3 separate regions of the Homo sapiens genome follow, and regions 1 and 3 are each linked to region 2. A link is a loop called in an ENCODE intact Hi-C map of the cell type or tissue named here. Cell type or tissue: adrenal gland. All regions are shown on one strand. Region 1 has its middle 160 kb from the start of SMAD2. Region 2 has its middle 37 kb from the start of ZBTB7C. Region 3 overlaps ZBTB7C (zinc finger and BTB domain containing 7C).

Region 1 (8,000 bases), 670 kb before region 2:
GCAGGTTTATTTAAATTAGCCAAAAACTAGAAACAACCTAAATGTTCTTCATAAGAATGGTTAACTTACACACATTTATTATCTCACAGTTTTCATGGATCAGGAATCTGGGCACAGCTTAACCAGGTCCTCTGCTCAGGTCTCATAAGGCTGCATGCAATCAGGTGCCGGCAGGACTACAGTGTCATCAGCTGCTTGACTGGGGAAACTCTGCTTCCAGGTTCCCACACAATTGTCGACAGAATTGATCTTCTTACATCTATAGGGCTGAGGTCCCCATTTTTTCTCATCATTTACAGATTGCCTTCCATTCCCTGCCACATGGCCCTCTCCATAGACATTCATACATAATTTTTTGGTTCTTTAAGACTAGCAGGCCCTCCCTCCAAAAGTAACTACGTGAGATGATAGATAAATTAGTCTGCTTCACTATAGTAACCACTTTACTATCTATGTGTATCCCATAACATGTCTTAAACCTCAAATGTACACAATAAAATTTATTTAAAAAAACAAAGACTAGGGGGAAAATCTTTCTCTTCAGTCTAAGACAGAGTGCTATATAAAGAAACACAACCATGGGAGTGACATGCCACCATCTTTGCCATATCCTATTGCTTAGAGGCAAGTCACAGTTTCCACTCATACTCAAGGGAAGGGGATGGTACAAAAATGTGGATCACTGGGGTTTGCCTGACACACCAAGTCAAACAGCGGGTAACCAAGGTTAAATCTACAGAAACTGCACAGTGTAAAATGCTGATTAGCTTTTTACTTTATTAGATTAACTATGCTTGTTAAAGTTTCTAGGGTAACCACTAAAACGACAGAACTAAGATGTATAACCCCAGTGGGGGCCAGTAAGAATGAGAGTCTGCAGTACAAATGAAAATAAGAAAGGGGAAAAAAAATGAAGTGAAGGGCCAGGTGCATTGGCTCACATCTGTAATCTCAGCACTTTGGGAGGTCAAGGCAAGAGGATCACTTGAGCTCAGGAGTTCCAAACCTGCCTGGGCAACATGACGAAACCCCATCTCTACAAAAAATGCAAAAATTAGCCAGGCATGGTGACACACTCCTGTAGTCCTAGCTACTTGAGAAGCTGAAGTGGAAGGATCGCTTGCGCCCAGGAGGTCGAGGCTGTGGTAAGCCATGATCATGCCACTACACTCCAGCCTGGGCAAGAACCTGTTTCAAAAAGAAAAAAAAAGGAAATGAAGAAACTTGGACAAGTAGAAAATGCAAAATAAGATAATATTAGTAAATCCAAATTTATCATTAAAACCGTAAACAAAATGGATTAACTTTCCAGTTAAAAGATAAAGTTTGTACAACTGAATTCTTAATAATCCAGCTACAAGCTACCTACAAGAGGCATTCCTAAAACACAGAAACACAGAAAGTCTGAAAGCAAAAGAATGGAAAATACATATACCATCAAAATATTATTCTAAAGAAAGAAGTATAGATAAATATACTGTGATTTGGTCATAAAATAGAATATTGACCAGCAGTGAAAACAACTGAAACATAGCTACACTTACCAGAATGGATCAAATCAGTCACAGAAGAATGTATACAATATGATGCGACCTAAATACATTTCAAAAACATTCAAAACTAAATAACATATTGTTTTTGACAGATACACATGTCATAGGTTATTTAATAAAAGGACACAATAAACATAAAATGTAGGAGGCTGGAGCCTCCGGAGGTGGCAAAGGGATTTGGAAGAGATAACATGGGAGTTTTCAAGGTTATTACAATGGAAATTTAGTAATTATTTTGAACTAAATAATAATAACATACAATATATATAAAAACAATTTCTTAAGCTTGATGCACAGTAGATGTATATTCATTTTATTTTTTCTTTATATCTTTTATATGCGCATGTGTATAATGTTCTTTAAAATGTATTCAAAATTCAATAACTCTTTAAAATTTACTGAAAGCCTGATAGTATATCCCTTTTTTGACCCAGAGAAAAAGTACAATGAATGGAGCCACGAAAAGAAAGGCCTTTCCCCCCAGGATTGCCATGAACTTCACACAAACTCACAGCATCCTGCACAGTCAAGTCTCCACTGAGACAGCTCGACCAAGACACAGAACTCATGAACACTGCAGCCAGGAGACCCACTCATGCTGGGACTCGAGGCAGAACCAAGGAATCCTTGCTCCTTTGTGTCTTTCTGGGGAACCTGGTAGCTGTCTGTCCTCCTCTGAACATCTCAGAATTCTTGTCCAGGTAAGAAATTTCCCAACAATTCTATTTCTGACCAGGATACTATGTGATAGGATCTGTTTCTCATTCAACACATTTTTGTAAGCACCTATCATGTGCCAGGCTGTGGGCTAAATGCTTGGGTTACCATAGTGAAATGTGATGTTACCATAGTGAAATGTGACAAACGGGGTCTTACCTTTAGATGCCCAGAGCCTAAGAGGGCTACCGACAAGCAAATGGGAAAATACAATGGAGAGTGTCAAATGCAATGAGCATGTGAGTTCCACGTACCAGGGAGGAAGACGGGGGAAGGTTCCCAAACTCAGAGTGGCCATTAGGGATGCTTGCCAGAGGAAGTGGCAACTAAGCTGGGAAGACAAAGGGCTCTGTAATACCATCCTCCCAGCTTCAACCTGACTTACATTCAGTAACATGTCATGGACCCATCACTTGATGGTCAAACCTTCCGTGGCTTCTATTGCATATTCAGCCTCCAACACCCAGTGGGATGCTGAGCCCCATTGCTTTACACTCTGATGTGGGAACTGGGGCCTTCCTTTTTGTTATCCCAAAGCAGCTGCCTTCCAACCTCAGGGAGGATGGTACAGGGAGCACCCCTGTTGAGGAGGCGGCCTCAGCTTCCTGCCCTGCTCTGCCCCAGGCCCAAGGCAGTTGGTCTGGTCCTATGGGTCCACTGCACATGGAGGGTGGAAGGAACTAGAAAGCAGGACTCTCACCCTTCCCCCTGGACTCCACCCACCAGAAGCATGCTGAGCTAAATGCAGGTTCTTGACCCCAGGCAGCCCAAGCGGGGGTGTCAGGGGAGGAGGCAAGGAGGCTGGGGAAGGTGGGAGTGTTTATCTTCAGTGGGACTTCCAGTGGAAAGACTGGATCCAAATCCGTCTAGCTGTGTAGGCTTAGGCAAATCACATCACCTACATGGGCCTCACTGTCCTTATCTGTGAATTGGACTCAGACAGGACCTGCCTCTCCCGATGGAAGTAGGGTGAAGGCGTTGATTTGAGGGAAGCCTTCTGAGATGTACAAAGCTCTGCCTTTATTCTGGCCAGGGTTCCTTAGGTCTTCTACCCCTAGTTAAGGCAAAACTTCCTCCCTCCCAAACCAAGGCCACTCTTGCCACACCCTCTACCCAGACCAGACCAGGGCTAACATGGTTCCTGACTCTCAACTCCCATGCAGCCTCCTGAGGGGGCTCAGAAGCCAAGTGCAGAGTGAACGAGGAGAAGGAATGTGACCTGCCAGGGTTTCCCTTCCATATTTGGACCAGAACCATTCTCCATCTCTTGGGAGGGAAGGCAGCTGCACCCAGATTCCAAAAACTCCTCCCAGAGCCTTTCCTAGGGCTTGTCCAGACAGGAAGTCGGCCCAGGGGTTTTCCAATTGCCCAAAGGTGCTATGCACCCCACCACCAGAAGGCGGCGCCCAGGAATCAGCCACTGCCTGTGTCTCCACTCCGTGGCTCCTAACAAAGCTCTTAACTCCTAAGTGCAGAGGCTGAAGCAGGAAGGACCTCGAGGGAGATCATCCACGCCAGCCTCCTTAAAGTTTTGAAAGTCACAGGCTCCTTTGAGAAACCGATGAAAACTACTGACCCTCTCCCTGGAAGAATGCCTCGGCACAGCCGCTCACTATGGTCACACAGATTCAGAACACCCTTGGACCCCCCAGACACACCGCCCAAGGATGCCCTAGGATTTCTTGTAATCCCGCCCAGGAAGCTTGCCCCATCAGCTACCCCCTCAAGGCCTAGAGGCTAAATCAGGCCCAGCACCTCTGCTCCCTGTGGTCAGCCCACGCCTGTGTTTATCCTGGTGATACCAGTCAACGGCTTCAGCAAAGGAGGCTGAAAGAAAGCCAAGGTCATCTTGTTCGAAGACAGGGGTTTATAAAAGTTGGTGGGAGTGGGTACTTCGCGACTTGGAGGATTATGAACTGACTGATTGTCTAGGAGCCTCAAACCTGGAATTAAAAAAAAAAAAATCATGCCGGGGGCAGTGGCTCATGCCTGTAATCCCATCACTTTGGTTAGGCCAAGGCAGGAGGATCACTTAAGGTCAGGAGTTCGAAACCAGCCTGGCCAACCACATCTCTACTAAAAATACAAACATTAGATAGGCATGGTGGCGTGTGCTTGTACTTCCAGCACCTCGGGAGGCTGAGGCAGGAGAATTGCTTGAACCCAGGAGGCAGAGGCTGCAATGAGCCAAGATTGCACCACTGCACTCCAGCCTGGGCGACAGGGTGAGACCCTGTCATTAAAAAAAAAAAAAAAAAAAAAAATCAATAACTAATGCTCTTTTACCCAAAAGGAATCAGGGAGAGAGGGTGGCATTGGAGAGGGAGGGAGCAGGGGGAGGCAGGACTTAGGACGCAGGAGAGACTGCCCCCTTCTCTGCGCCCTGTGGGCTGCTCTGAAGGTCTCGGGGAGCCCATGCACTTTGCACAACAGGTCACAAGGCATTGATTTCTGGGGTAGCGGAATTACCCCTAACAAGACTGTAAACTAACAGTCCAGGAGAAGAAATAAAAGGGCACAAATGAAATGCTGAGAGAATCATGGACTGACAGAAGTGAAGGAGGACCAGTAGAAACAGAGGTCTCAGTCACCTTGCCCACATTCTCCCTGAACCTTCCATGTCAGCCAGCCTGGTCCAGGCCTGGGCTCATCAGCTGTTGTGCCCTGAATGCTGCTGTGGGGCAGGTTCTAGGAGGGTTAGGGGTGTGCTGATGACGATCACGTCCTTGTCCTTCAAGAGCTCCCAACTGAGCTGTCAAGCCAGACACTATGTAAATAACTGCCAGGTGAGCTGCACTGAGGAAAGGAGCTCTTCCAGCTGGGGTGGTCAGTAAAGTCATCACAGAGGGATGGGACTTGAGGAAATGGGGTCCCCAAGGTTGGTAGGTGAGATGACATAAACAATGGCACAGAGGCCAGCAGGCACGAGCTGGAGGCAGCAACACAGAACATGGGCCACTTCCACACCACCCCCGCCCTAGGGTATCTTCCTGCCATCAAACCTCAGTTTCATTGCGATCCACATCTTCCATTCTCCCCACTCCCCCTAGCCACCAATACTTCTCACAAACGTGGAAGCCCTCTATTCTAGAACACCGGAGAAGTGAGCACTCCCACATTACACTCATTCCATAAATGCTTTATGTGCATCTCCCATGTGCCAGGCACTATTCAAGGCCCTGTCTGAGGCTTAAGAGACACAGCAGTGAAAAGGAAAACAATGTCTTGCCCTCATTTGTCCTGGCAAAGAGCTTCTTAGAGTTAGATCTCTGTTCCCAAACCCCTCCCAGGCTCCCACCCTCCTCATTTTATTATCTTGCACTGTATCTCTTGGAAATGGACCCAAAGACCCAAGAGTGGTTCTGCCAATACAGAGGACGATGGGGCTGTCAGCCTGTCTAGGTCTCTAACCGTTTGGTTAATGCTGCTGATAAAGGTAGGAACTAGGTCTTGTTTTAAATATTGATCATAAATACTCCGGTCTCCAAATATGAAGGCACAAAGGCTCATATTTTCACTGTAAGTAACAGAACCCCAACTCAAACTAGCTTCACCACAAGTGAAAATTGTTTATAAGAAACTAAGTGCAGTCACTTTGGGAGGCCAAGGTGGTGGATCACCTGAGGTCGGGAGTTCAAGACCAGCCTGGACAATGGTCTTTAGTAGAGACCAGCCTGGCCCTGTCTCTACTAAAAATACAAAAAATTAGCCAGGCACAGTGGCAGGCGCCTGTAATCCCAGCTACTTGGGAGACTGAGGCAGGATAATCACTTCAACCCAGGAGGTGGAGGTTGCACAGTGAGCTGAGATCCCACCACTGCATCCAGCCTGGGCAAGACAGAGAAAGACTCTATCTCAAAACAAAAAACAAACAAACAAACAAAACAAAAACAATCTAAGTGCAAGGATGAGCTGGGGTTCAGAAACAACTGGAATTGGGGTCCACTCTCCCTGCATCATTCATACTCTACACGGCTCCATTCCTTCAGTCTTTCTCTGTCTTTAGACTGCCTTCTCCAGGACATGTGGGAAAAAATGTGAATAAGGTGGACTTCTCTCTTAGTCCCCACCCTGAAGTCCAGGAAAGAGACAGATGGGTCCAACCTGGGCCAAGGTGCTCACCCCTGGGTCTATCAGTTGTCAGCTGAGATAAGGATGAGACAACAGTTCCTAACACAGCCTGATGGATGGAGTTGAGGAGAAGTAATTCTGTGCAGATGATGTCCAATATGGGCACTTGGCGATCTAGTCCAACGTCTCCATTTTCAGAGGAAATGGAGGTACAAATAGGGATGACGCCTTGTCCAGTGAATTAATGATTAAACTCAAGGAATTCTGGAGTGCTTTGCAGGATCATCCATCAATCAGATTTCCAGTGAATTGAGTGGATGCATGCTCAACTCACACTCATAAATGGCAAACCATCCATGTGGTACACTTACATGGGATGACCTAACATACACGAGGGTGACTTTCCTTTTCCCAAAGCCACAGCCTGATGCTGCCTCAATCTTGCACAGCCAGAGAATGAGGAGTTATTGGTGAAGACATTCTCGGGATAAGCCAAGATTCCCATGAAACATCTAAATGGTTGCCATTTAAACTTCTCCTGACTGAACCTCTTTCTAAATGGGTTGTACACAGCTCTGTCTTCTTTAAGAGCAGGCGCTCAACAGAGCTCAACAGGCTTTTCTCAACATTTCAGGGTCGTTCATGTATTCCTTGGTTGTTCGCTAGATGGCAGGCCCTGTTCTAGCACTAGGAATAACGACAGTGGCCAAGACAGACATGGTCACTGGCTTACAAGTGAGTGAGGAAAATCAATCTAATAAATATACCCATAATTCTTCACAGTTGGGACACAGGCAAGAAGGAATATAACATTATGACATTCTGGAGGTATATAAGAGGGGATCTGAAGAACAGAAAAGGAGACAAGAAAGGTTTATTTGAGGAAGCGATGTTAGGTTAAGACTAGAGGAGGGTAGGAGGAAGTCAGTGGAGAAGAAGGAAAGGAACAGAGCTTCAGGCAGAGGGAACAGCCATTTCACAATGGCTGGGAGGTAGGCGAGAAGAGATGTGGCTGAGGGAAGCCAGTATGGCTGGAACAGGGCCCCATGAACAGTGGCCATTGGTTTGGACTGATTGCAGAGGTCCCCTCAAGGCTACTGCAGGGGTCAGGCACCGATGCGAAGATCTGCCCTGTCAAACCCAAGATAGATGCCAGCTACTCATAGAGTGCTCTGCAGTGTGGGTGCTTAGAGATGGCTCACCTGGGTTGAGTGCCATATTCTGTCAGGTTCCTGCTATTCAGAACTACCACACAACTATAGGATGATAGATGTGGAAAGCTCCCAGAGAAACCTTCCAGAGCAGGAGTTATGATCCTGATTGCACCATAGGATCACTTGGGATGCTTAGAAAAATACCTATACTCAGACCGTACCCCAGATCAATTAAATATGCAGACAAGGGATTATGGTGTGGGTGTTTTGTAAAGCTCCTAGGTGATTCTAATAAGTAGATATGGTTGAGAATCACTATTCTAGTGCAATCCTCTTTTTTTTCACAAATTAAAGAACTGAAGCCCCTCTACACAATTATTAATTTTAGAAATGCACCCATGTCCACATTATACACAATAGAGAGTGAAGAAGGAATAGAAGTCATAGAAATCTCATGTTTAAAATATGGTAGTACTAACGGGAAAGTGGATCCCACTCCCTCTTG
Region 2 (8,000 bases):
CAGCTCCAGCGAGGTTTCCCTGATCACTCCTGTCCCCATCCAGCCCTCCCCTCTAAGCTATTCTCTCAATCACAGCCTGAACCACCCTTCCTTCTTTATGGTTTTTTACTGTTTTCAAATTCATGTTGGTCTTCTCTCACTCAGCTAGATTACTTGCTGCTTCTCAAGGGATGGACTGTGCCCTAGATTTTAGAAACCCCAACCCTTCTGGGTTTTCTCTTTGTTTTCTCACTGTTTGCCAAATGATGGTGTCACACACACAGCCCCAGGGGCAGGATCAAAGAAGGCAGTCACTTGGGACTTGGGGGAAAGCAGTCTTGTTTTCCATGAGAAACAACCAGGGGGAGAAAAAAATCAATGTCTGAAATAACTGTTGAGAAAGAAGTGTGGCTTTCTCTTGGAGTCATAGAAAGTGGTTCTGATGTCAGCCTCACACGTAAGAGAATGGATCCAGGGTGAATCCCTAGTAGCTGGCTGAGGCTGACTCAACCCACAGGGAGCTGCCCAGCACATCAAGTATGTGGATTCTCCAGCAGCTACTCCTGCCAGAAACTTCTACCTGTGCCTATTATGCCCATGGCCCCATGATCTCCTGGAACAGCAACCCGAGGGGCCTACCTACCATGTTTCAGCCTCACAGCCAGCCAATTTCACCTCCCTGGCACTACCCATAGTAAATGCCATGAAGGAGACTCAGACTCAGGGGACCACAAATCTGCCCCATCTTGAGCAAATGATTTCCATTCTCTGGCTCTTGGTGTTAGTATCTTTGTAAAACAAAAAAATCAGACTAGCTGATCTGTGAGGGACCCTCTACCTCCAAAACTGCATTGTCTAGACTGGCAGGGAGTGTGTGGGTTTGGTTCTTATTTGGTTGGTTATCTTGTGTATGTCTTGGCCCATGCATGGCCACTTTGGCCCAGGGTGGAGAGCATCATTATCTACACCAAGTACTCTGTAACTAGAGAGTGACTATGTTGCTCCCCTCCAGGGAGGCCAGGGGTGGGCCTAAGGCATCCCAAAAGATGTGTGAAATGTCTTTGAAGTCAATAATTTCCCTTAGAAATTCATGTATATTTTGCATTCTTTTCTATATTATTACTGAGTTGCTTAATATAGGAATTTTTGTCCCCAAATCTTAGGATAAAGTGACCCTCCAGGAGGATGCTTCTTGCTAAAAGAAGCTTGTTTGAGCTTCCTGTAATGAACTGCTACATACTCCTGAAACGGGTTTAAGAAGCACTAATCTGGCCAGGCATGGTGGCTCATGCCTGTAATCCCAGCACTTCGGGAGGCCGAGGCAGGCAGATCATGAAGTCAGGAGATTGAGACCATCCTGGCTAACATGATGAAACCCTATCTCTACTAAAAACACAAAAAAATTAGCCAGGCGTGGTGGTGGGCACCTGTAGTCCCAGCTACTTGGGATGCTGAGGCAGGAGAATGGCATGAACCCAGGAGGTGGAGGTTGCAGTGAGCCAAGGTCACGCCACTGCACTCCAGCCTGGGTGACAGAGCAAGACTCCGTCTCAAAACAAAAACAAAAACAAAAACAAAAACAAAAAAACAAAAAAGAAGCACTAATAAGCACTAATCTGTGGGTGTTTGCAGGAACACCCAGGGCTGAAAATTCATCTTTTGATCCATCCAGGAATCCCTTCTCAGATATTCATCCTTTTCTGTTAAAATGCAAATTCCCTTGGGAAGGGGCTAAAAGTTAGAAAAAAACTGAGACAAATACAAAATTCTTTACTTGTGTCTGAGAGTCAATTACAGCAGGACAGTCCGTGGCTCTTTGGATCAGCAGTGGCTGGTGGCTGAGGATTTTGGTAAACTTCAGTTGAGTCAACACTGTGATTTGACTGTGTCCTTCAGAGCAAGAAGGACTTAGTCTCAGCACTAAGCAGGCCTCCTGGAGAACTGCATTCAGAGCTGGAACCATATGTCAGAGGGATTTGGACTAAACAGCAATGATCTGGACAGAGATCACGGACGTATGTCACATGGGGAATGAATGGAGAGATCAGGATGGGAGTGGGCTGGGAGATGCTCCCAATAGTCATCATGGGAATGGGTTTTTGATTTGTGTAGCTCCAAAGGGCAGAACCTAGACTAGCACTCCTGCATTTTAGGAGTGCAGATTTTAGCTCAGCAGAGGGAAGCCCAGCACCTTGTGAAATGGGGATGGGCTGCCTCTGTAGAAAGAGGGTGCCCTGGTCCTGGGAGAGTCCTCCTATCAGTGGGGTGCTGGAGGGTCACTGGGTTATGGGATCCTTTAAAAGGGTGAGGTGCACATGGAAACACAGCTTCTAGATCCCCTTCAGGGAAGGGCTCGCTATCCAGCTGTGGGGAGTGTGGTCCGCAGAAAGCCTCCAGGGTCAGCTCTTCAGGGTTGGCCTCCCCTGCAGGGAGCCTCCTCTCCTGGGGCACTTGCATCTGGTGACTGAGAGAGGTCTGGACAAGCACAGAAGCCTGGACATCTAGGCAAGAGCTAGGCTGGCTAAGGCTTTGTTTGGTCTGCCTCCCTGTTTGATGTCTTCTTCTGTACCCCAAACTCCATCCCAGTGTGTACTTGGGAAAAACTCTACCTGAGACAAAAGCATACAACATGGGATGGGTCATCCTGAGATTCTAGGGATCCTACTATTATTCGTCACTTACACCTGATTGTGAATAAATTCACTGAAATCTTTGCAGGGAACAAGTTTATACAGGTGTAGCTTAAGGAAACGAAAGGGAAAAGAGTCACAAGACAAGTAGGTTAAGAGATAAGGGACTGAAGTTTATGCTTTAAATGTGTGGATTATATCTCAATAAAATGTTCTTTTTTTAATGTTTAAAGAGAGAGAGAGAGAGAATGAAGCTGATCTAAGATGTCCAGACCCTCCCAGGCTGTGCTAGGGTACAGGTACTCTAGCACTGCAGCTGGGTATCAAGAACTGGAAGGACTTGTGCAGGACCCTTGGCTTCTCAGCAAGGCTGTCCCCACGAAGCAGATTTCACATACCCATAGCACACCCAAGGCATGGCTAGCATCCCTTGGGGGCTCTGCTGGCCCCACCATCACCACAGTGAAGCAAGGAGGAGCTCTCCTGCCAGCCACATCCCAAGGCTGCTATTGTGTCCTCCTCCAGCAGGGGTCAGCAGACTGTTTCTGTAAAGGGCCAGAGAGCAAACATTCAGTGTAGGTGGGGCAATATGGTCTCTGTTGCAACTGCTTAACCCTGCTGCTGTAGCACAAAAGCAGACATAGATAGTAAGTAAATGAATGTGCATAGCTGTGTTCCAATAAAACTTTACTTACAAAAACAGGCAACGGACCAGATTTGGCTTAGGTATATAGTTTGCTGACCGCCGTCCTAAAATCATGGACCTGCCTAGTTGGAAATAATCCCAGGCCACAGAACAGGAAGGTTTTCTCTACTTGGAATCCACAAAAGCATCATGTTTCTTGTCTTCCAGGCTTTGCTGGAGAAATGGAACCAAATGTTCTATATATGTTTGACATACATTAAAGTTCAACTGGGAACAGAGATTCACAGGATATGGTTCCTGCTCTTCAGGTCCCCATGTAAATAAGGAGGTAATTCTCATTCAGTGTGATAAACACATGGGAGATGTGGGTACATATGTGTATGTTTGGGCTAAAACCACCACTAGCCAATGTCGCCAGGGTTTGGATAATTAACTTTGGGGGCCTGGGTCAGTTGACCCTCATGGTGGTTAATAAAGTAGTATCTGTAGTCACTTCTAGCTGTGGTCTTTACACATCTACAGAGGACTTGCCTTTTTCTTTTTTCTTTTTAAATTATTTTTTCAAAATTAAAAAAAAAAAAAAACTTTAAATAGAGACAGGATCTCCCTATGTTGCCCAGGCTGGTCTTGAACTCCTGGGCTCAAGGGATCCTCCTGCCTCAGCCTCCCAAAGTGCTAGCATTACAGGCGTGAGCCACCATGCCCAGTCACCTTTTTCAAATTAATCTTGGAAACAAAAACATAATCCCAGTTTGACACTGAGACAGAGCCCACAGGTATTGTTTTGGTGCATAGGCCACAGAACCGGAGAGTTGTCACAGCCATTGCATGGGAAGGCCACGGGCTGGGTGTGGCTCCAGATCCACGTTCTCGCGTCCTGGGCCTGCTCAGTGTGTTTCGGCTCCTGTGTATGCTTTTCTCTCTGCAGTGCCACGACATCCGACCCCGGCCTTCTCAGAGGACGCTAACCCGCCTGCCCGCCCGAGACTGCCAGCCCTGTCTGTGGGTGCCCTCTGGTGGCCTGTCGGCTGGAGAGCCTCGGCGCCTGTTAAGGCAATCAGTCAGGGAGAAGGAGGAAGCGTGAGACTGAGTTGCAGACATTTCCACCAGCTCCTCCTTTGCCAACACAAACCCAAGCCTCCCCCTAGGGATTTTGGAGTGCATTCAGAGCTTGGGGAAAGAATCATTTTCATTCCTAATTCGATACCCTTCATTTTTTCAACCGGGATGGTTCACATGATCAAACCGCACAAGAGGCCGCCGCTCTGTGTTCTGCTTATGGCCGAGAGGGCACGGCGGCTCCCCAGGGCACTCAAGATCTGAGGGATCTGGGGGCGCAACAAGTTAAGAAGCAGCTTTGAATATCTTCCTGGGGAGGCAATTCTTGCGTCTAATTTTCCGCTGCGCTTCTTGTTCCTTCGATGTCTACTGCAGTGGGGGTCTCAGTGGGAATGGACTAAGGATGCAGGAAAAGTATGGGGGTCTGAGTACAGGCAGGTACAGAGCTGACTCGGCTCCGCAAACACCGTAGAAACTAGTCCCGGTTCTCCCACCCATCTATTCACATGGCTGGAGGACTTAGCAAGGCCCTGGAGCACACTGGTTGACTCCACGGACTCCTGATCCAGGCTGCCTGGGTTCCAATCCCGGCTCTACCACTTTCTAGCCATGTAACCTCAGACAAGTTCCTTAACCCCTTTGTGCCTTGGGGTCCTTGTCTGTAAAATGAGAGTCATAATATTGCCTACCTCCAGGGTTGTTTTGAAAGATAAGTGGGTTGGTATCTGAGAAAATGCCCAGTAAATGTCTCCTGTTGTTATTCAGGAGAAAGCTCATAGTAACGAGGATAGGAATCTGAAGACCTCAGTTTCCATCCCAGAGCCACCTTATCCAGTTATGTGTGTTCCGGGAAGGGTGACCTCACTTCTCTGTGCTTAGAGCCTTCTATTCCAAGATAAGGATGAGGACTAACTCCTTCCTCTAAACTCCTCCATGGCTCTCCATTGACCTCATGATGAAGGCCCAGCTCCCTCATCTGGCCTCTAACACTCTTCATGCTCCAGCCCCTGCCCTTCTCTCAAGTCTCATTTCATGCAGCACCCAAGGTGATGATGGCTGATGAGTGATATTGTAAAGCACCCATCAGATCATGTCTCTCCTCTGCTCAGAGCCTTCCAATGGCTTCCCATGCCACTGAGAGTAAAATCCAAGGTGTTCTGCACAGGTTGCCAGGTCCTACAGCCTGACCTCAGCTCCCACCACTCCCACCCCCCACGCCACACCACCCACCCCCACACACACACCTCTGTGGCTGCTCCCAGCTCCCTCTTCCAGGATGCCAGCCCTCTCTTGCCTTGGGGCCTGATATGGTTTGGCTCTGTGTCCCCATCCAAACCTCACCTCGAACTGTAATCCCCACATGTCAGGGGAGGGGCCTGGTGAGAGGTGATTGGATTATAGAGGCCGACTTCCCCCTTGCCAATCTGGTGATAGTGAGGGAGTTCTCAGAAGAAGTGGTTGTTTGAAAGTGTGGCACTTCCCTCTTCGCTCTCTCTCCTGCTTTGCCATCGTAAGACATACTTGCTTCCCCTCCTCCTTCCACCATGACTGTAAGTTTCCTGAGGCCTCCCAGTCATGCTTCCTGTACAGCCTGTAGAACTATGTGTCAATTAAACCTTTTCCTAAACTACCTAGTCTCAGGTGGTTCTTTACAGCAGTGTGAGAACGGACTAATATAGGGCCTTTGCCTTTGCTGTTCCCTTGGCCGGGAGCACTTCCCTCAGAGCTGCCTGGTCAGCCTTGCCTCCTTCAGGCTTCTGCCCAAGGGTCTCATAATGAGAGGGGCCTTCCCTGACTTCCCCGCAGGTGACAGAACACTGCCCCATCGCTCTCTATCCCCTGGTCTGCTTTATGTTTCTCAGTGGCCTTGCCATCACTAACCCGTACGTGCAGATTTGACTTGGCTAACTGTCTGCCTCCCCGACGTGCGGTGTGAACAGGTGTTTTGTTTTGCTCCCTGCTGTGTCTCCAGCTCCTAGAACTCTGTTGGTCATGAAATAGGTGCTCAAAATCAGTGTGGATCTGTGAAGGATGCTGGCTTGCCTAACAGAGGAAATAGCTTTGGCAAGGAACATCCAGGAAAGACGTCTCTTAACCTAAAAACTGGAGGCACCATCTAAAAGACCTCCAGTAAGGGAGACAGCACTCCAGGCTCCCTACACCACCACTGCCCACCTTTCTACCTCCAGGCACCTGGGAATTGGCCCCAGGCAGGATGAAGTCACAACAGGCTGGGTGGCCAGCCTGAGTTCTCTCCCGCTGCAGGCAGGAGCACCTCTTTTCACTTTTTATTTCTACACCACATTACTTGAACACTTGGTGGCTTCCAAAATGAAGCCATATGGTTTGATGGCAGCTCTCTGGAGGGAAATGCCGCCCTTTAATTGTCCTCAGGACTATTCTGAAAATAGAGTCCTTTTTATTCAAAGCTTAATTCCGTTAATGTTCCCAATATAAATGAATAATAGAAAGCGTAAGCGAATTCTCTCCTGACAGTGTTCCTCTGCTCTATTTAAAGATCCTTCTGGGGCAGAGCCTGGACTCTGCTTTTACCAAACCCACTTAAAAATCCCTCCCCCCAAGAAACTGCACTGATTTTCCTTGGGTACAGTGTGTCCTGGAGAGGGACATAAAAGGGTGTTGAGGAACATCTGCTCGTGGACCCAACCTCCCAGGCTGTGCACTTTGTCCACTCCCCACCACCAAGCTGATCCAAGGGGATACAGGAAGCCTCAGTCCCCAGAGGCTTCAAGAGGGTTATGATGCTGAGGGGCACAGGGGACACAGGCAACAGAGCAGAATGGAGCACAATGATGTAGTCGCAGCATGAACAACTGAGTTAACTTGATGAGACTGCTGGGAGTGCCTTTTCAGTTCCAGACATGGGTAGATTACAGTCATTCAGGAAGCTTGAATGCTCAACTCAGTGCCTACTTCTTCCAGGAAGCCTTCTGCGCAGCTGGAGAGGATCTCCCCTTCGCAGTTCCTATTGCACTAATCGCACCCCTGGGTGGTACTGAGCTGTGGCCACCTTTGAGTGTATATTTGGGCACAGATGGAATCACTCCCTCGGGGACACCTGCTCTGGCCAGGGTGTGGAAGCTTTTCTGTGTGCTCTATCACCCCCTGCACTCCATCCCTCCATGATGCCACGATGGTCACAACCAGTGGGGCTAGCTGCAACATGTTTGTGTCCCTCACCAGGTCTAACGCACCGGGAGGGGAGGACCCCTGTTGGTCTGGGTCGTTGCCATATGCCCTGTGTCTAGCACAATGCCTAGACCACGGTGGGCCCTCAATCAATCTGTGGAGAATAAAGGAGTCTCCCCTACTAGAATGCAATATCCTAGATGTACACAGCCGTGTTCCACACTCCTTTGTCCTTTTACCAATACCTATCAGTTTTAGCATTCTCTAACTACTTGCTGGCTAAAGGAATGAATGGGAGGAAGGTGTCACAGCAAAGATGGTATTTGAGTTGGGTTCTCAAAATTGAACCAATTCAGAAAGTCTCAGAAGGAGTGACTGATTAACATCCCACTAGCCCTTTACTGTGCTCTAGCACCCTGGTGGAGTTCTCATGGTTAATCCTCTCATTGTTAATTACAGGAAAGGCCACCCAGGGGCATAACAGAGAGGGTATGCTTGCCGCCTGGCTTCTGGGTCTGCCCCAGCCATATACCTAT
Region 3 (8,000 bases), 310 kb before region 2:
GGAAGGGAGGGAGAGGCTCCGGGCACGGCACTGCATGGAGGCCTGGCCTCAAGTTTCCTCACCTGGCCTCTCTCTCGTTGAAAGGCAGAAATGCAACCCTTGGTCCCTCCTCCACCCCACCTCCCCACCCCCTGACAGCTTTAATAAACTGTGATTATTTCAGTCCCTACAGCACAGCTGTCCTGTGAATTGTCCAGTCAGGGTTATGGGGTGGAAGCCAAGGTCTGGAGTGTGGAGCTCAGATCTCCGAATAAACCGGCCCTCCCTTTCCCTCCTCTGCCTCCCTGCTCCCTAGCAGGTGGGAGTCAGGAGGAGGGCGGTCTCTGGCTGAGACCAGGGATGACAGAAGCATTTTCTGAGCAGCCTGCTGATGGCAGAGCCCCAGTAGGGGAGGGTAAGGGAGCAGAGCTTGCAGACAGGGTTAGGGGTGGAGTCGCCTTACCTACGTGCTGTGAATGCAGGCCTCTCCAAAATCCTCCTTCATCCCAATCAAGGAGCCCTGAAATTGTACCTCTAGAGATTAACCTCAGGCTGCTTCTCTGCTTAAAATGTGCTGGTGCATTATTTGAGGACAGAAATGGAGCTTTAGTCACTTTGTCATTTACAGGAGGTATTTGGGAAAAGTTGGTTGAATGAGTGACATTCTGGGCCGCTATTAGAAATAATAATAGAAGAAGAGGAGCAAAGCTCTGGGGGCTTTAAGGGAAGTGGGCAGGGATGACCCTGAGTGGGGAGGGAGAAGAAAGTGATGCTAGGTCAATCCTACCATATCACAGTTGTGCACACAGCTAGCCAGGGCAACAACACGGGTGATCTGGTCCTTGCCCTTGAAGAGCGTGACTGTCTTACCAAGTAACGGCCATTTGTATGACTCTGCTAATCCTCCTCCGAGAAGTTGGGAAAATTGTCCTCAACACTCAGAATGGTCAAAGCTGAACTTCAGAAACCATCTACTTAAAGGCTCTCTGAATCATTTTCAGCAGCAGAAGCCCCCTTTTATAAATAAAATTTTGTGCAGAACCAGATCCACACAGATCTGTTTTGCTTGAGCCAGCTGTGTGAATCTCTGTGGAGAACACCAGCGTAATCCATCCAACTCCCCATTTCAAGTCAGGAAATTGAGGCAAAGAGAGGTTAAAAAGTGTTCTCAGACTTCACCACAATCACCTCCAAGCACCCGGTGGCCTCCCTTGAGATTCAACTTCAGTACTTCTTGGGTAGGCATGGGCATCTATAATCTTTTATTTATTTTTATTTTTTACTTTTTTGAGATGGAGTCTTGCTCTGTCACCTAGACTGGAGTGCAGTGGTCCCATCTCAGCTCACTGCAACTCCCACCTCCTGGGTTCAAGCGATTCTCCTGCCTCCGCCTCCCTAGTAGCTGGGATTACAGGTGCGTGCCACCACGCCTAGCTAATTTTTCTATGTTTAGTAGAGATGGGGTTTCACCATATTGGTCAGGCAGGTCTCGAACTCCTGACCTTAAGTGATCCGCCCGCCTCCGCGTCCCAAAGTGCTGGGATTACAGGCGTGAGCCATGGCACCTGGCCTGAAATCTTTTAAAGGACTTTATAGGTGATTGCAACATGTAATCAGGTTTAGGAACTGCTGGACTAAGCACCATTTGATGGTGAAGAGTCCATTCATAGCAGAGCATAGTCCAGGCTGCTCTTGGGTCATACAAGCCAAATTCCATTACGATAACTTCCAAGAAGCACTGGAATTCACTTCTGGTCCTCAGGTTTGGCTACACTGAACATGATGCCACAGAATGGCTAATGACCAGGACTTAGGATGTTCTAATGAAAGGATAGTTGTTTTTTTTTTTGTGTGTAATGTTTGGTAGTCTTCAAACTAGGTGAGTTCCCCCATGCCAGTTGGCTCAAATTTGTCTTTGTTAAGAGTGTTAGTTATCCTATTCAGTCCCATAGGCATAAAACTGGGATAAAATGATTTCACTGTGGAGCTGAAATATCAGCATGAAATAGAGTACTCAGCCATACAAAGTGACTGTCTTATAGGGACATAGAGGGAAAGCTCAGTATAGAGCTCTGGGACATGCAAAGGAAACACCAGGGTGTGCAGGATGCTCAAGAGGTCTGAATGGCTCTCACTATACCTATAGAAAGCAAGCATGGCTGAGCTGATCCCAGAATATTTCCTGGCTACTGCTCCCTTGAGCATATAAACCCTTAAAGATAGGACGGCTACAATAAAAAGGCCATATTATCAACAAGTGTTGGTGGGGATATGGAGAAACTGGAACCATCACATACCTGCTGGTGGGAATGTCTAATGGTACAGCCACTGTAAAAAAACATTCTGGTAGTTTCCCAAAGGGTAACTATCAAGTTACCATATGACCCAGCAATTCCACTCCTAGGTATATACCCCAAAGAAATGAAAACCTAGGTCCACACAAAAACTTGCAAATGATTGTTCAAAACAGCATTATTTACAGAAGCCAAATATGGAAACAACCTATATATCCATCACGGGTAAATGGATTTACCCATTATGGGTAAATATAATTATGAATGGGTAAATAAAATATGGTGTATCTATACAAGGAATATTGTTCAGCAATAAAGAGAAATGAAGTACTGATGCATGCTACAAAGCTAACGACTCAAAAGTGTTAGGTTAGTTGAAAGACACTAGTCACAAAAGACCACATATTATCTGATTCTATTTATACGAAAGGTCCAGAATAGGCAGATCTATAGAGACAAAAGGTAGATTATTGGTAACCTAGGACGGCTTGGGGTGAAATGGGCAGTGACTGCTAATGGGTACAGTATTTCCTTTGGAGTAATCAAGATACTATAAAACTGATTATGATAATGGTTACACAGCCCTGCAAATATGCTAAAAACCATTGAATTTACACTTTAAATGGGTGGATTATATGCTATGTGAATTATATCTCAATAAATTTTATTGACTGTTTTATTAAGAAAAACAGAAACAAAACAAACATTAGAAAAGTTTCTGTTGTTTAAGTTCTGCTTAATAGAGGCAGCCTCTGCTAGATTTCCCTAGGGCTTATGGATGGCAAGTGTCAACAGGAGCTGAGACCACTGTCATCTCTCCAGTGACCTCTTCCAGTGGCTCCAGAAAGACCAACGGACCAACCTGTTGTCTCCAGAAACAATTTAACAGAATTGTCAGCCAGACTCCACAGCCAAGAAAGCAATAGCCCTGCAGGTATGTGTACAACGCATATGTGTAGGCAGCACAGATTTTCCTGAAGGCCAAGTCCAGTTATATGATATCATTTGGGAGGGCCACATGTACATTTGCATCTGGTTTGCATCTAATTTGGAAAAGCCGACATAGATCATGTGCCGTATTATTAGGTAATTTTTCAAGTTTGGAGTCTCAGAGTTGCTCCACTCAATTTGTTCAGTGGATGGACTCAGTTATTGACTGATGAATTACAGCTTGCTCCGGGGTTCCTGGCCTAGGAGGGGCAGCCTGTGGTCATGCAAGCTTTCCTGTTCTGTGTTCCATGCACACACAAGCCAAGCTACCATTGTGGGGCAGCTCTTATCCCATGGGGGGAACCTCCTTCTCACTAGCTGGCCTCTGGCATGGAGGAGGGAGGTGCATGGGTGCGGATGAAGTGGAAGGAGGCCCACTCTAGCTGATCCCCTTCCAAGCAAGGCCTAGATGGAGGGGGCCTTCCAAATGGAACAAAAGGGAAAATGACAGAAGAGAGCAAGCATTTCTATTTATCTAAACACAGGATCAAGATGTACAGTGGGAAAGTGAAATTATGCTGCAATTTTGAAAGTCATCCACTGAAGATAAACTCTCCCTTCAAAGGAATTACTCATTTCACTCCATCATGATACCTCAGGGTCTATCAGTATTCAAATTTATTAAGCAATAACATGCAGAATGTATGATATAAAGGGCCTGTGTCATCACACATTCCCCACGCTATTTTTTTTTTTTTTTGCTAAGTCATGAGAAGTGCAGCAAGTTAAAAATCAAACAAAAATTAACAAGCACACACACACAAGATGGAAAATAAATCCTCCGTGGAAGTTACTATGAAGCAGGAGGCTTTAGAAAGGAAAAACACAATCTCTGACTAATATGAAGGAGACTCCAAATTGCTCTTGGCAACAATCTCTCAACCCGATTCCCCTCCCTCTATTCATCTCCACAGTTCCCAGCCAAAGGAAAATAAACTGAACAGCTCTCTCCCTGGCCCAACCTGTAGGGCTGCCTGGCTGAGCAAGGGCTGAGCAAACAAACATCCCCATGCAATTATACACCTGTGTAATTGCTGTAAACACTGGGATAGCCAGCTGGGTGCTCACGGCCCTTATCAAGCTGATAATCTCAATATTGGGGGAAAATGCCTTTATTCTGGCAGCACGACATCAAGGTAGTATGCAATATGATCTTGTGACCTCAAACCCAGGATTTTTTTTTTTTTTTTTTTTTAAGAAAAGGAAGTAGAAAAAAACTATTCTTCTAGCAGAAGTCGGTAACAATTCTGGGGAAAGAAAGTCCCAGAGCATCACTCAGATGGGTAATAGTTTCAAGGCAAGATTTATCAGTTCACCTTCCTCACAAAAGTGATAGTTAATTTTAGAGGTAGTTATCTTAAACCTATTACACCATTCAGGATGGAAGGAGAGTTAACAGGCCAAACGCCCCAGATTATTTATGGCTGCTCTGTCTCAAACATCCATCCAACACCATTCTATTAGGACAGATATGTCTGGTCAGCTAAAACGAAGGAGGACAGGATTCTCAGGAAATGGCATTGTAAGTGGAGATGTAAGTGGATGAAGGGTCTTTCAGTTGAGTCCTAAAACCGCCCCGGAAGGCCAAAGTGAGCTGCTCTGTGAACCATGTACGGTCTAGAGACTTGGGTTCTAGTCTTGGCTTTGCTACCAACAAGTCCTGTGAGTGTAGACAAGCTTCCCTCCCCAAAGGTAAGGGCAGGCGCTTGAAGCTAAACTCGAGTCCTATGAAAATGCCATCCTGGCCACTGAGGAAGTGGGCAGATGCATCAGCAGGGTGACACCCTGGGACAGTTCTCAGCCCGGCCAGCACTGATCCAGAGAGAGATGCCAGTACTCTCAGAGACTGTTTGGGCCTCTTCTTGTCATCTCCAGCTGGCATGTGCCAAAAGTGCAGACTCTTCGAAACCCACAACTGTAAACCCTAAATGAATAATCTGAACAGCAGGGGCTCAAACAGCTTCCTGGGCACTTGGGGCAGAGGCTGACTGTGCTGTGTGCATTCCACTGCATCCCCTTGAACCAGGGACAAGTCCTGGTGACTGCAGCATGGAGACTCCAGTCATTCTAACTTCCCCGCTCTTTCCTCTCCTTCCTTCTCCCTCTCCTCCTCTTCATCCAGGCCTCCTGCTGCTGCTTCTCAACAGCAATGCTTCCCAGGCTCCTTCCCAGGCTCCATCTCACTTCATCCAACCCTTTGAGGGTTGCACTATTACTATTACTATTACTATTCCCATTGACAGAGGCCAGAGATCTCGTCTGATTTCAGTTACTGATGTATGCCCAGCACTTAGCATGGTACCTGGACACATACAGTAAACAATACAATAGCGTTGAATAAATGACTGATTGTTTAAAAAGAAAATGACATTAAAAAAAGTTAATATTAAGTGTAACACATACTATTTTCTGTTGTACTATAATTATACCAAGGCGATTCCTGTCTCTGCAGTTAAAGTGTAAGATTCTAAAAGACGTGGGGTACAATGAGTGGCTTTCAATCCTGCCTCTGCTACTACCTGGACAATGTATTTAACCCATTTGGGCCTCAGTTTCCCCATCTGCAAAGTGGGGCTAATGATTCATATCTGATGTGGCCTAATATGAGTCTTTTTTGGGAGAGTGGGTTCTTTTTCTATGCAGCCCAGGTTGTGCCTTAAGGGGGGAGGACCGGCACTGGGGCTACTTTTCTTTCCTGGAGTTTCACCCAGCGGGGGTTCCTGAGCCTTTCTAAGCCCAGAGAGGATTTAACTGGGTGAAAGAAGGGGAACGGAGGGAGTGGAGCTGAAACTTGAACCTGGCAGAGCCTTTACCACCTCCAAGCCAGCGCGCCCCTCCCCCTTCCAAAAAATCTTCTATCTCATCTGGAGAAACTGCTCGATTGTTTCAATCACTTCCTTTCTATTTTCAAAATTCCGCATTTAGAAGAACTGGAAGTGGTCTGCCACTAGCCGACCAATAAGTCGCTGGAGTGGGGCTTCCTTCTGCGCGAAGCTGGGTACCAGCTATTAAAAGAAAGAAGGCAGCCGCCCGCTGCCCACCCGCCTGCCGGCACAGACACAGCCAGGACAACGGAAGCCAGGAACAGAAAGGAGCGACCCTGGAGCCCTCACCACAGAGCACGGCGTGGGGGACCCGACGCTGGATGCTCCGCGCGGGGTGGGCGGCGGGCAGGGGGGCGTGGGTGCTGGGTTAGGGGGAAGCTCTCTCCATCGTCCTTCCCAGGCCAGCCCCGCGGCCGCTGCGCCCGCCTGCAGGAACTCAGGCGCTCCAGTGGGTGACGCCGGCCCGGGCGCCCGCGGGAGTGGGGACGCACGGGGTCAGTCCTTTTGCGCCACCCACACCGGGCCGTCTCCGGAGCTGAGAGACTATAGCTCGACTCGCCTGCTCGGGTGGGAGTGCTCCCCATCCACTCACCCCCAGGTTGGAGTCCAGGGAAGAGCCCCCCACCCACCCAGCTCAGCGCGCGATTTGAGCCCAGGGACCTGACAGGGCTCCCGCCGCGCGCCTAGCTGGACTTCTGCCAATCGCTCCTTTAATTTCTGCCCGTATCGCCGGCCCTCGACTTTTGCCAAGTTGCCATGGCTTTTGTCCCCCCTCCCTCCCGTCCCCAAGTTTTGCATCTGACTCTCAGGAGGACCAAGCATTCTTGGGGGAGACAATTTAAACTACCAAGGTACACCCGCAACTCCCTCTCGGAGTGCCCTTACGTTCCTTCGGCTGGCCCCTCGCCCCAAAGGAGCCCGCTGGCGTGGGCCGGCGGCAATGGGGCAGTGGCGAGAGTTGCTCTCTGCAGAGTTCCAGATCCTCTCTCCTATTTCGGAAGAGGTGCGTGGCCCCACGCCCCGCAGGAGCTCCGGCGAGGCTGGGGGAGTTGAACGCTTTGCGGACGCCGCCACCCGCGCCAGCCAGAGCCGCCCCGCGGCCACCCGGCCACAGGGTCCCCGCAGCGCGTAGCGAGAATGCCCGCAGCGCTCTCCCGGCCGCCCGGAAGGGCTTCCTCCCCCACCCCCTCCCCACGGCCCGGCCGCTGGGCTCCCCAGAGCCCCGATCCTAGCCCAGAGGCGGGCCGAGGCCGCCGCAGACCCACCTGGCCGCCCCGGGGACGCCGCGCTCGTGCCCGGGCCGTGTCCTGAGCGCCGCCAGGGTCCCGGGCTGGGAATCCACGCGGCCGCGCTGCTCGCGGGAGCCTGCCGCAGCCGGCGGGAGGTTGTCATTGATTCGTGCTGGGCGAGTTAAGCCATTCCAGGAGTGGTTTTGAGAGAGCACTCCCTCCCCACCCTCCAACCAGAAGTATTTGGCCGGGAGCCCCTTTGGTCCACCTGTACTGTTAAGCGCAGGACAGGACGATCTCACCACTCGCGCGTTACGCTTCACTTTATGACACCAAATTAAGATCTTTGGAAAAGGTAAAGCAGAAATAAAGGCAAGGGCGGTGGAGGAGCTTTTCTTTTCCCCTCTTTTCTTCCGGGTTCCTCCGTTTTGTTTTTTGTGGGTTTCCCCCCACTCTCCTTCTCTAGTACTTCACAAAATGACTTACCACTTATCTCAAAGCAAGGGAGGCTTTTTATTATTATTGTTTTATTCAATTCAGCGTGTCTGTCTTTTTAGAGGCAATTTATTTCCATTTGCCTGAAACCTAAGCCCAATAAAATTACTAGAATTATATGTTTTCTCCTTACAGGGTCGTGAGTGTAACTTAACCAAATCAAACACTAAACAGCAATCCTTTAAGTA

What was found. Peaks named below come from ENCODE experiments on the same cell type or tissue, not always from the same donor. Only the 100,000 strongest peaks of a DNase experiment are listed, where the experiment ranks them.
Region 1: a loop joins it to region 2, with 5 times the contacts of the local background. A loop is called at or near these places in 33 of 110 quality-filtered maps.
Region 3: a loop joins it to region 2, with 2.2 times the contacts of the local background. A loop is called at or near these places in 5 of 110 quality-filtered maps.

The regions. Positions count from the first base shown.
Region 1 is chr18:47,769,156-47,777,155 of GRCh38, forward strand. No RefSeq gene overlaps it. Among named protein-coding and RNA genes, the nearest start is that of SMAD2, 160 kb to the right of the region's middle. In adrenal gland, CTCF peaks have their summits at 3,660 (motif pointing right) and 6,969 (motif pointing right); a DNase peak (open chromatin) is centred at 3,656.
Region 2 is chr18:48,442,522-48,450,521 of GRCh38, forward strand. No RefSeq gene overlaps it. Among named protein-coding and RNA genes, the nearest start is that of ZBTB7C, 37 kb to the left of the region's middle. RefSeq lists an enhancer at 3,017-3,311. In adrenal gland, CTCF peaks have their summits at 3,134 (motif pointing right) and 4,259 (motif pointing left); DNase peaks (open chromatin) are centred at 3,110 and 4,180; H3K27ac peaks cover 326 bases.
Region 3 is chr18:48,129,654-48,137,653 of GRCh38, forward strand. All of the region lies in intron 3 of ZBTB7C (zinc finger and BTB domain containing 7C), which reads right to left. Among named protein-coding and RNA genes, the nearest start is that of ZBTB7C-AS1, 29 kb to the right of the region's middle. In adrenal gland, a CTCF peak has its summit at 4,256; DNase peaks (open chromatin) are centred at 6,748, 7,008 and 7,268; H3K4me3 peaks cover 1,717 bases; H3K27ac peaks cover 4,944 bases.